Regions from separate parts of the Homo sapiens genome. Here region 1 is linked to region 2. The links are chromatin contacts, found by Hi-C or POLR2A ChIA-PET in ENCODE. All regions are on one chromosome and are shown on one strand. The core of a region is the stretch at or near the end of the contact, and the rest is flanking DNA. Distances in the headings are between cores, read along the strand shown. Region 1 holds the start of JADE3 (jade family PHD finger 3). Region 2 has its middle 34 kb from the start of SLC9A7.

Region 1 (4,447 bases), core at 1,664-4,163, 120 kb before region 2:
GCATATTACCTCTGTCTTCTCAGCTCCTATTTTGTGTAAGCTCCACAAGGAGGTAGGTGCATTATGTCCCCTGATAATGCTCAGCTTCATTTTTGGACTGGCTCTCTGTAACTCTGATCAAGGCTTGTAAGAGCCCTCCCTAATGCCATGTCTTTACCAGCACCTGATGCCTCCTACCTCCCCCACCTCTTCCAAAATACTTGCCTAGTTCCAGCCAGACCTCAAAGCAGTGGGCAGAAAGAAGATATGGCTTTGTGTAGGTTAGGGGAAAAAATGGGTTGTTATGGTTGGTGGAACACAAGAGAGGGAAAAGACAAGCATTATTAAAGGAGAGGACAATACTAAACCTACAAGTCTTCAACACCCTTTCTTCTTTAACTTTCACCAATCCATACTTCTTAGCTATGATGCCAGCCCTGCACCATCACCTGTCCTGCTCCTGGGAATCTCCCCTACGGGCCTGAAGGTGGGTCACAACACTTCAGGGAGGAGTGGGAAGCCTTTCTCTACTTTTTTCTACCTATGACCAGATTCACATCGCATTGCCGAGGGCAAGCAACATGACTCAGAGAAGAGGGGAGAGAGAAAGTGTGAATTCTAGAGCCAGACTTGCACCCCTGAGTATTCCAGAATTGACTGGACAGAAAGCAAGGCAACAATATTGGGTTAAAAGCTATTCTCTAGCAAACAAAAGCATAAAGAAGAGCACAACTGGAGAAAAGGTGGCAAAGATGGTGGCTAACATCGATTGAAAGTTGAATACACGCTGGGCACTGAAACACTTCTCAACGGTCTCAGGTAATCCTTGAAGAGAGGGTATTATCCTTTTACAGTTCAAGTATTTAAGCTCAGAGCTCACTTTAAACGAAAGAGAAAATGATATGTTATGGAGGTAGAATACTCTTAGGTTAAACAAAAAAGAAAAAAAATCTATTTTTACGTATCCGAAGAGTAATCACATGATGCTACAAAAGCATGAGAACCACACTACTCAAAGGGTACGAAGGCCGGGACCCATACTCCCATTGTCTACAGATGTTTTGGAAGTATTAAACTAAATAAAAACACAATGCTTTGTTCAGACCGACTCCTCTCTCAGCCCTACTCTTTCCCCCTCCCAGCCTAGGCTGACAAGAAGTGGCTAAAGGGAAAGTATTTAACAGGAGAACTGGTCTGGGAAAGTGGATTGTGGGTTGCTTAAACTAAGCAAAGACGTTGTGCAACCAGTTTTTACCTAAATTATTTTTCATTACTTCCCAAGTTTAGAGAGCAGCAGTTCACTTTATCAGACTGAACACAGGGAATGAGGTCGCCTTTCCCTCCAGGCCACCACTGGAATCACCTTCAACACGGTTTTGACTTCTTACACAATCAGACGGCGGGAGGGGGGAATCTCATCCTCAGCTTCATAGATAAACGCACCTCACGGCACACACACACAAACAACTCGCGCACATCTGAGGCCACGGATTTCCTTGCAACTCAAAGTCGGAGAAGCGGCCAAACAAGTTTCTTGCCAAATCCCTAGTAGCCACATATGTCCCAGGGCCGCACAGCGATAAAAACTTTGAAACATGCCTCCACATACCACCATTGTGGTCACTCACTCCAGATCCCGCCACCCCCTCCTCACAAATAACAAACTCAGGCTGCCCTGTGCAATTTAAAGCTAGACTCCACCGAAGCACTGGCTCTGCTGTGAAAAGCGGGAGAAAAAGATTGAAGGCTATTAAAAAAAACAACAAACAAACAAAAAACAAAACAAAACAAAACAAAAAAACAAACTACGGCCCCCGGGGCGGAGGGAATAAAACGAACTCGAAAGCTGGAGAAAAGTTAACTTTGCCGTGCCCAGCGGTGGGAAAATTTCCCCGGAAGACTAGCAAAGCCCTCACGATTTTCCCACCCCCGGACCGCCCGACGCTCGGCGGCCACGGACCCGCAGTTCGAACAATGCCGCCAGTGGGAGGGAAAGTTCGCCAGCCCGCCGGGCGCCCGCGCTCCCGCTCCCGCCGGGTGGGCACCCGGGCTTCCCGGGGTGCCTCGCCGCACCCAGCACCACCCGTTCTCCCCTCTCCAGGCACTCGGTTCTTTCCGCCCCCCAACAGCTAAACAGCCAGGGCGCGCCCTCGCTCCCTGGAGCATCCGACCCCTGGCGGCCGACAGAGCAGGTCCTCCCGCCACGGGTCTGGCCCCGTCAGCCCCGAAGCCAGGCAAAGGGCAGGAACGGAGGAGGGGGCGCCAGGAGGGGGCACCGGAGGAAAGAGCCGCAACAGTTATGGCGCTCAATTCCTGCCCGGTGTAGCCGGGAGCTGCAGCCGAGCTCGCGCGTCCGCCCCCGCCCCCCGCCCGGGCCACCAGGCACTACCCGGGCGGGCAGAGGGGCCACCAGGCACTTTACCTCAGCCCACACACGCTCTCGGCCCCAAGGCGCCGGGGACGCCGGAGGCGACCACGATGTGGAACCGGAGCGACCCGGAGCGCGGCGAGGCCGGGCCGGGACTGTGCGCTCCGCGCCGCCCGCTTCCACTCCCGGAGGCCGCCGCTCCCGCCGCCCAGCCGGTGCGACGCCCCCAACCTCGCCCGCGCCGGGTCCGGCCTCCGCGGCGCCTACCTTCGCGCAGCTGGCTCGCGGCTCCTGCCCGGCTCCACGCCGCGGCCCGGCAATGTGCCGGGTGAGTCCGGTCGGAGTGGTAACCGCCCCCCTAACCGCTCGCTTTCTTCTCTTCCCTCCCTCGCACCTGCCCCTTAATCCCCTCCTCGCCCCCGCCCCCCGCCGGGGCCGCCCCCCGCGCCTCAGCTCCCGCCCTCGGCCCTCGTCCGCCCGGCCCGTCAGGCCTCAGCGCTGGGCAGGCGGTTGGGCGGCGGCGGCGGCTGAGGCGGCGCGGAGCACTATTGTATTCCTGACACTGTGCGCTCCCACGCTCCGCCTCTTCCCTTTCCTTCCTCCCCCAACCTCTCCTCCCACCCACCGCCGGCCGCGCTCGCCCTACCGGAGCGGCTCCCAGCCGTCTGCCCGCCGCGCGTTCTTCTGGCGGGCTGGGCGCCGTCGCCACCCGCCGCCTCGACGCCCCGCCCACTCGCCGCTCCCGCACCCGCGGCGCCGCGTTCCAGGTGGGCTCCCCTCCCGTCCAGCTGGGTGCGCCACTGCCCGAGACGCCCCAGCCCCGCCGAGCGCTAGAGAGGACGAGGTGCAGATGCCTCGGCTGTGTTGAAATACAAACTAAGCTTTTCATGGCCCCTTCCAACTCTGAAGTTCCAAAGTGGGACTCTCATACATCAACTCGGTGGCCGCTATTGATTTATGTCGCTTGTGCTTGAATTACCTGTAATAATAAAGCCAAGGTGGCTATTAACATAATTCATTTATTCAGTTGCCAGCACAGGTGGTTTGTGATGTTGTGTGGCTTTTTCGATGTGTCCACTGGTTAGGCTATCGCCCACAGTTATTTGATCGAATGCCAATCCAGGTGTTGCTCTGGAGGTATTTTGCTGATGTAATTAAAGCTCCTAATCAGTTGACTTAAAGTTAGGGAGATAATCCTGGATAATCTAGGTGGGCCTGACGGAATCAGTTGGAAAGCCTTTCAATCAGGGCTGAGGGTGCTGAGTACGTCAGAGAAAGAGAATTTCCCCTATGGATGACACCTTTGGCCTATGTCCATTGGTTCCAGCCTGCTCCTGATCTTCCCTTCCTGACTGTATGCCCTACAGATTTTGGATTTACTTGGCCACCATAATCGTCTAAGACAATAGCTTCGAAGAAATGAATGAACAGGGAGTATATATACGTATATTCCCACCACGCATTCTTCTGGCAGGCTGGGCACCGTGGGTGTATGTGTGTGTGTGTGTATATATATATGTATGTGTGTGTGTATGTATATATATATGTGTGTGTGTATATATATATGTGTGTGTGTGTATATATATATATATATATATAATTTCCTACTGGTTCTGATCCTTTGGTTGAATCCTAATATAGATGTTTAAGCAACAAACCTTTTTGGCTTACCTCTCTGGGTTTGGAAATGTGCTATATGCAACTATGATGAACTCATTCTCTTTCTTTTTTCTTTTCCTTTTTTTTTTGAGTCAGGGTCTCACTCTGTCGCCAGGCTGGAATGCAGTGGCTCGATCTCGGCTCACTGCAACCTCTGGGCTCCCTGTCACCCAGGCTAGAATGCAGTGGTGAGATCTCTTGGCTCACTGCAACCTCTTGGCTCCCTTCAACCTCCACCTCCGGGGCTGAAGTGATTCTCCCACCTCAGCCTCCCAAGTAGCTGGGACTACAGGCACATGCCACCATGGCCCAACTTATTTATTTATTTATTTATTTGGTAGAGACAGTTTCACCATGTTGCTCAGGCTGGTCTTGAATTCCTAAGCTCAAGCTATCTGCCTGCCTGGGCCTCCCAAAGTGCTAGGATTACAGGCATGAGCT
Region 2 (4,977 bases), core at 2,385-4,884:
ACCCAGGAGGTAGAGGTTACAGTGACCCGAGATTGCGCCATTGCACTCCGGCCTGGGTGACAAGAACAAAACTCTGTCTCAAAAAAAAAAAAAAAAAAAGAAAAGAAAAGAAAAGAAAGAAAGAAAGAAAGAGAAAAAGGAAGGCAATTCGACACATGTTGCAACATGGATGAACCTTCAGGACATTGTGACAAGTGAAATAAGCCAGTCACAAAAAAAGATAAATAGTGTATGATCCCACTTATATGATGTACCTAGAGTAGTCAAATTCATAGAGACAGAAAGTAGAAGGTGGTTACCAAGAGCTGAGGGGAAGGGAAAATGGAGAGTTGGTGTTTAATGGATAATGGATATACAGTTTTAGTTGTTTTTTGTTTTCGTTTTTTTTTTGAGATGGAGTCTTGCTCTTGTTGCCCAGGCTGGAGTACAGTGGCGTGATCTCGGCTCACTGCAACCTCCACCTCCTGGGTTCAAGTGATTCTCCTATCTCAGCCTCCCGAGTAGCTGGGATTGCAGGCGCCCGCCACCACACCCAGCTAATTTTTGTATTTTTAGTAGAGACAGGGTTTTGCCACATTGGCCAGGCTGGTCTTGAACTCCTGACCTCAAGTGATCCACCTGCCTCAGCCTCCCAAAGTGCTGGAATTACAGGCATGTGCCACCGCACCTGGCCTTACAATTTTCGTTTTGCAGGATGAAAATGTTCTGGAGATTGGATGCACAACAATGTGAATATATTTATCGATACTGAACTATATCCTTATAAAGAAATGATTAGGATAGTACATGTTGGTAGGGGTGGTGGCTCAGGCCTTTAATCACAACACTTTGGGAGGCTGAGGCAGAAGGGTCACTTGAGCCCAGGAAGTCAAGACCACCCTGGACAACATAGTGAGGCGAGGTGTCTCACACCTGTAATTGCAGCACTTTGGGAGGCCGAGGTAGGTGGATCACAAGGTCAGGAGTTCGAGACCAGACAGGCCAACATAGTGAAACCCTGTTTCTACTAAAAATACAAAAATTAGCTGGGCGTGGTGGCGGGCACCTGTAGTCCCAGCTACTTGGGAGGCTGAGGCAGGAGAATCGCTTGAATCCGGGAAGCAGAGGGTTGCAATGAGCCGAGATTGCACCACTGTACTCCAGCCTGGGTGACAGAGCAAGACTCAGTCTCAAATAGAGATAATAATCATATTTTTTTTTAATTAGCCAGGCATGGTAGTGCGTGCCTGTGGTCCCAGCTACTCAGGAGGCTGAGGCAGGAGGATACCTTGAGCCCAGGAGATCAAGACTACTGTGAGTCATGATCGTGTCACTGCACTGCTGCACCTGGGTGACAGGGTGAGACCTTGTCTCAAAAAAAAAAAAAAGTACATTTTATGTTAAGTGTGTTTTACCACAAAAAAAAAAACAAAAAACTCTCCAGCCCAGCCTGACCAACATGGTGAAACCCCGTCTCTACTAAAAGTACAAAAATTAGCCAGGCGTGGTGGCGCGTGCTTGTAATCCCAGCTACTCAGGAGGCTGAGGCAGGAGAATCACTTGAACCAGGGAGGCGGAGGCTGCAGTGAGCCGAGATTGCACCACTGCACTCCAGCCTGGGTGACAGATCGAGACTCTGTCTCAAAAAAAAAAAAAAAAAGAAGAAGAATTAGATTCCATTCCAGGCAATGTGGTAGAACAGGACGCAACATCAAATTAGTATAAATAATAATAATACCTCACATTTAAATGGCACTTTACAATTTACACAGTTCTATTGTGAAATACCTTACCTTGTTAAGTTCTCCTAGCAACTAGGATGGAGTGGGGTGGGTCTCTGTGTTCAAAGTGCATAGGCTATAGGAAGGGTGATTAGGAAAGTGGAGGATGAGTGGGCTAACAAGGCATAGAGAGACAAATGCTAGAATTGATGAGTGAATACAGAAGAAATGGAATAGAAAGATGCAAAACAACCAGCTCATGATCTACCTGATTCCTCTGTTTTTCCTTGGATGTGATAGGGGGTAACCATACTCTTGTGTATTCAAATGTTTCCTACTGTTTCTAGGCCCCGTTTTTCATAAGCTCTGTTCCAAGAAGCAGTACTGCTTCCTAGTCAAAGGTGCCCCAGTGTTCAAAGTTTGGCCCTACCCCTTCCTGATTACATGATCTTGCGCAGGTTACTATCTCTCGGCTTTAGTTCTCTATGTGATAATAATAGTTCCTGCCACCTCTAAGCCTTCAATACATATTTTCTCCATTTCATTTTCTCAGCCCTGTAACCTCAGGATCAAATGCTGCCTACTGACTGAAGTGACAAAGAATACCTTTTTGAGGTTTTTCTTCTTTCAACTTGTCCTACCATAGTATTATCGGGAAGATCCCCCAATATCATCCCCCAATATCATTAAGTAGGAAGAGAAATTGTTTGCAATATATAGGTTTCATGTTAAGTAAAAATTGTTGACGTCAAGGGTTTAGAAGAAAACAGTTTGACTGGAGTCAAAAGTCACTTTTCTTCTAAGTCACTTTTCAGAGGTGAGATGGAAACCTTGAGGTATGTTTCTGGCAAGTGATCTCCAACAATTTCTCTAAAGTATCTGATTAGAATAAGTAGGGAGACATTATAGGTAATAAGGTAGATATTTTCCTTAATCCAACCCCTAGAATTTAAACCATATTGAGCACCAGGAAAATTTCGCTCTGCAATTTCCCGAGGCATTTTACTTGTTACATTGGGTACATTATGACCTGTTGAAGATGGTGGTTTTCAGTTCCTTCCATTTAATGAGTCTTTACATTCTAATTAAAACCGAAAGTGGAATTCCTCACTTCTTCTGTTTGTTAATGATATAAATTATCTTAGCTGCTATGAAAATAAAAGGACTTCCTTCATTTGGATTGCTCAAACACTGATATTCACGCTCACTTGGAGGTATCTGGAAACATTATCTAAATGAGATTATTTTATCCAGAGAGAAAATTCTTAGCTTTAAAAGCTATTTAACTAAGATGGCTTGATATATTTTATGACTAACGCAACTGGGCCAACCTGTATCTTATGTTTAGTCAATGCAAAATGAAACAAAAATCCAGTGCCAACCAGATTAAATTGCAAAACATGCACACAGTATTTTGGATCAGGAACTAAACTTGTGTGGTTAATGACTAATTTCCTACATCCTCTGAGGCATCTACATGCTTGGATTTTTTTAGAATGGCTGGGCTTCATTTGTCACAAACTTGCCTCTTGAAGCAAAGCACACAGTAGACCTCCAAAAACTAGGCTTTAAATCTAGAAATTCTACTTTTTAATTCTTCCAAAGGAAGAATTTCTTTGAGTCATTTCCAGGTCCCTGCAGAGCCAAAAGACACACAGAACATATTCTATAAGCGTGCACAGGCTGTCCAGAGCATTTATCATTGCTCATAGTAAGCTTTGTATCCTGCGTGTTCTGGCTACCTAATTGCTTGGTAATAAATTACCCCAAAACTTCGAGGCTTACAATAACCACCTTATTATGCCCACTAATTTTGTGGGTCAGGAGTTCAGACAAAGCACACAGTGGGAGTCCATTGTCTCTGCTCCACGATGTTTAGGGCCTCAGCTGGGAAGACTTGATGACTGGGGTGACTCAGCGGCTGGGGGCTGGAACCACAAGGAAGTATCTCCATTTACGTGTCTGAATGTTGGCTGGGACCTCAGCTGAGAGTGCTGACTAGAACACCTCTATGTGACCTTTCCATATGGCCTGGACTGTCCCACAGCATGGTGGCCTCAGGATAATCCAACTTTTTACATGGTGAATTAGGGACTCAAAAGTCAAAGTCCCAGGGAAGAAGTCAGGAGCTGCCTCGCCTTTTCTGGCCTAGCTTTGGAAGTCATGCGGCATCATTTCTTCCTCTTTCTAGCGGCTACAAACCAGTCACAATCCTGTCCCAGTTCAAAGAAAAGGTGCATAAGCCACACTTCTCAATGGAAGAAGAATCAAAGAATTTGTGGACATATATTTATTTATTTATTTGAGACAGTCTTGCTCTGTCACCCAGGCTGGAGTGCAAGGGCATGATCTTGGCTCACTGCAACCTCCGCCTCCCAGCTTCAAGTGATTCTCCTGCCTCAGCCCCTCCCCCCACCCAGTAGCTGGGATTACAGGTGCCCACCACCACACCCAGCTAATTTTTGTATTTTTAGTAGAGACGGGGTTTCACCATGTTGGCCAGGCTGATCTCAAACTCCTGGCCTCAAGTGATCCGCCTGCCTGGGCTCCCAAAGTGCTGGGATTACAGGCGTGAGCCACCGCACCCGGCCTGTGGACATGTTTTTAAATTGCCACAACATGTTAAGCTCTATGTGTTTATAGCTGCAAAGTTATGTCATGATTCCCAAATAATAAATCAGACTGGACAAAAATGACGGAAAAAAAAGAACTCCAATCTCAGAGGTGACTGAAAGAAACACTGTAGAATTGCTGTCAGAGACTGAGCTTGGGGCCCTGCATTTAAGATTGATTCAGGAGGGCCGGGTGCAGTGGCCCATGCCTGTAATCCCAGTACTTTGGGAGACTGAGGTGGGTGGATCGTCTGAGCTCAGGAGTTTGACACCAGCCTGGGCAACATGGTGAAACCCCGTCTCTACTAAAAATACAAAAAATTAGCTGGATGTGGCAGTGTGCAGTTGTAGTCCCAGCTACTCAGGAGGCTGAGGCAGGAGAATCACTTGAACCCAGGATGCGGAGGCTGCAGTGAGCTGAGATTGCACCACTGCACTCCAGCCTGGGCGACAGAGTGAGACTCTGGCTCAAAAAAAAAAAATTGATTCAGGCAAACCTATAGGAGCAGGAACTTAAGCGTTTTAAAGGAACATAAGGTCTCCAAATTGCTGTCTGTGGTTAACACTGTCATCCACCTCTCAGGTCTCCCACCAAGGAGAAACTCGTCCCAGTTGCTAGGACAGCTATAGGTAGGCAGCCTTCAGCTCTTGGCCCTTTCAGAGAT

What was found. Hi-C counts contacts between places; a loop is a spot of excess contacts on that map. ChIA-PET counts read pairs that join two places held with the same protein, here RNA polymerase II (POLR2A). Pooled maps may share reads with other maps.
Region 1: POLR2A ChIA-PET joins it to region 2 with 11 read pairs in activated T-cell. The contact joins the promoter of JADE3 here to the enhancer-like site in region 2. A Hi-C loop is called at or near these places in 1 of 168 maps with a recorded cell type or tissue (mammary epithelial cell) and 6 of 50 pooled maps. POLR2A ChIA-PET finds 5 or more read pairs at or near these places in 3 of 52 experiments (HCT116, activated T-cell and activated naive CD4-positive, alpha-beta T cell).

The regions. Positions count from the first base shown.
Region 1 is chrX:46,910,887-46,915,333 of GRCh38, reverse strand. JADE3 (jade family PHD finger 3) reads right to left here and starts at 2,913. Exons shown (of 11, transcript NM_014735.5): 1 at 2,615-2,913. RefSeq lists silencers at 2,126-2,535, 2,976-3,105 and an enhancer at 2,846-3,140.
Region 2 is chrX:46,790,773-46,795,749 of GRCh38, reverse strand. No RefSeq gene overlaps it. Among named protein-coding and RNA genes, the nearest start is that of SLC9A7, 34 kb to the right of the region's middle. Within about 2 kb of position 3,634, at least 14 of the 41 ENCODE cell types and tissues checked have a DNase peak (open chromatin) inside an H3K27ac peak, as active enhancers do; they include HCT116 and mammary epithelial cell, where a contact is called at or near this core.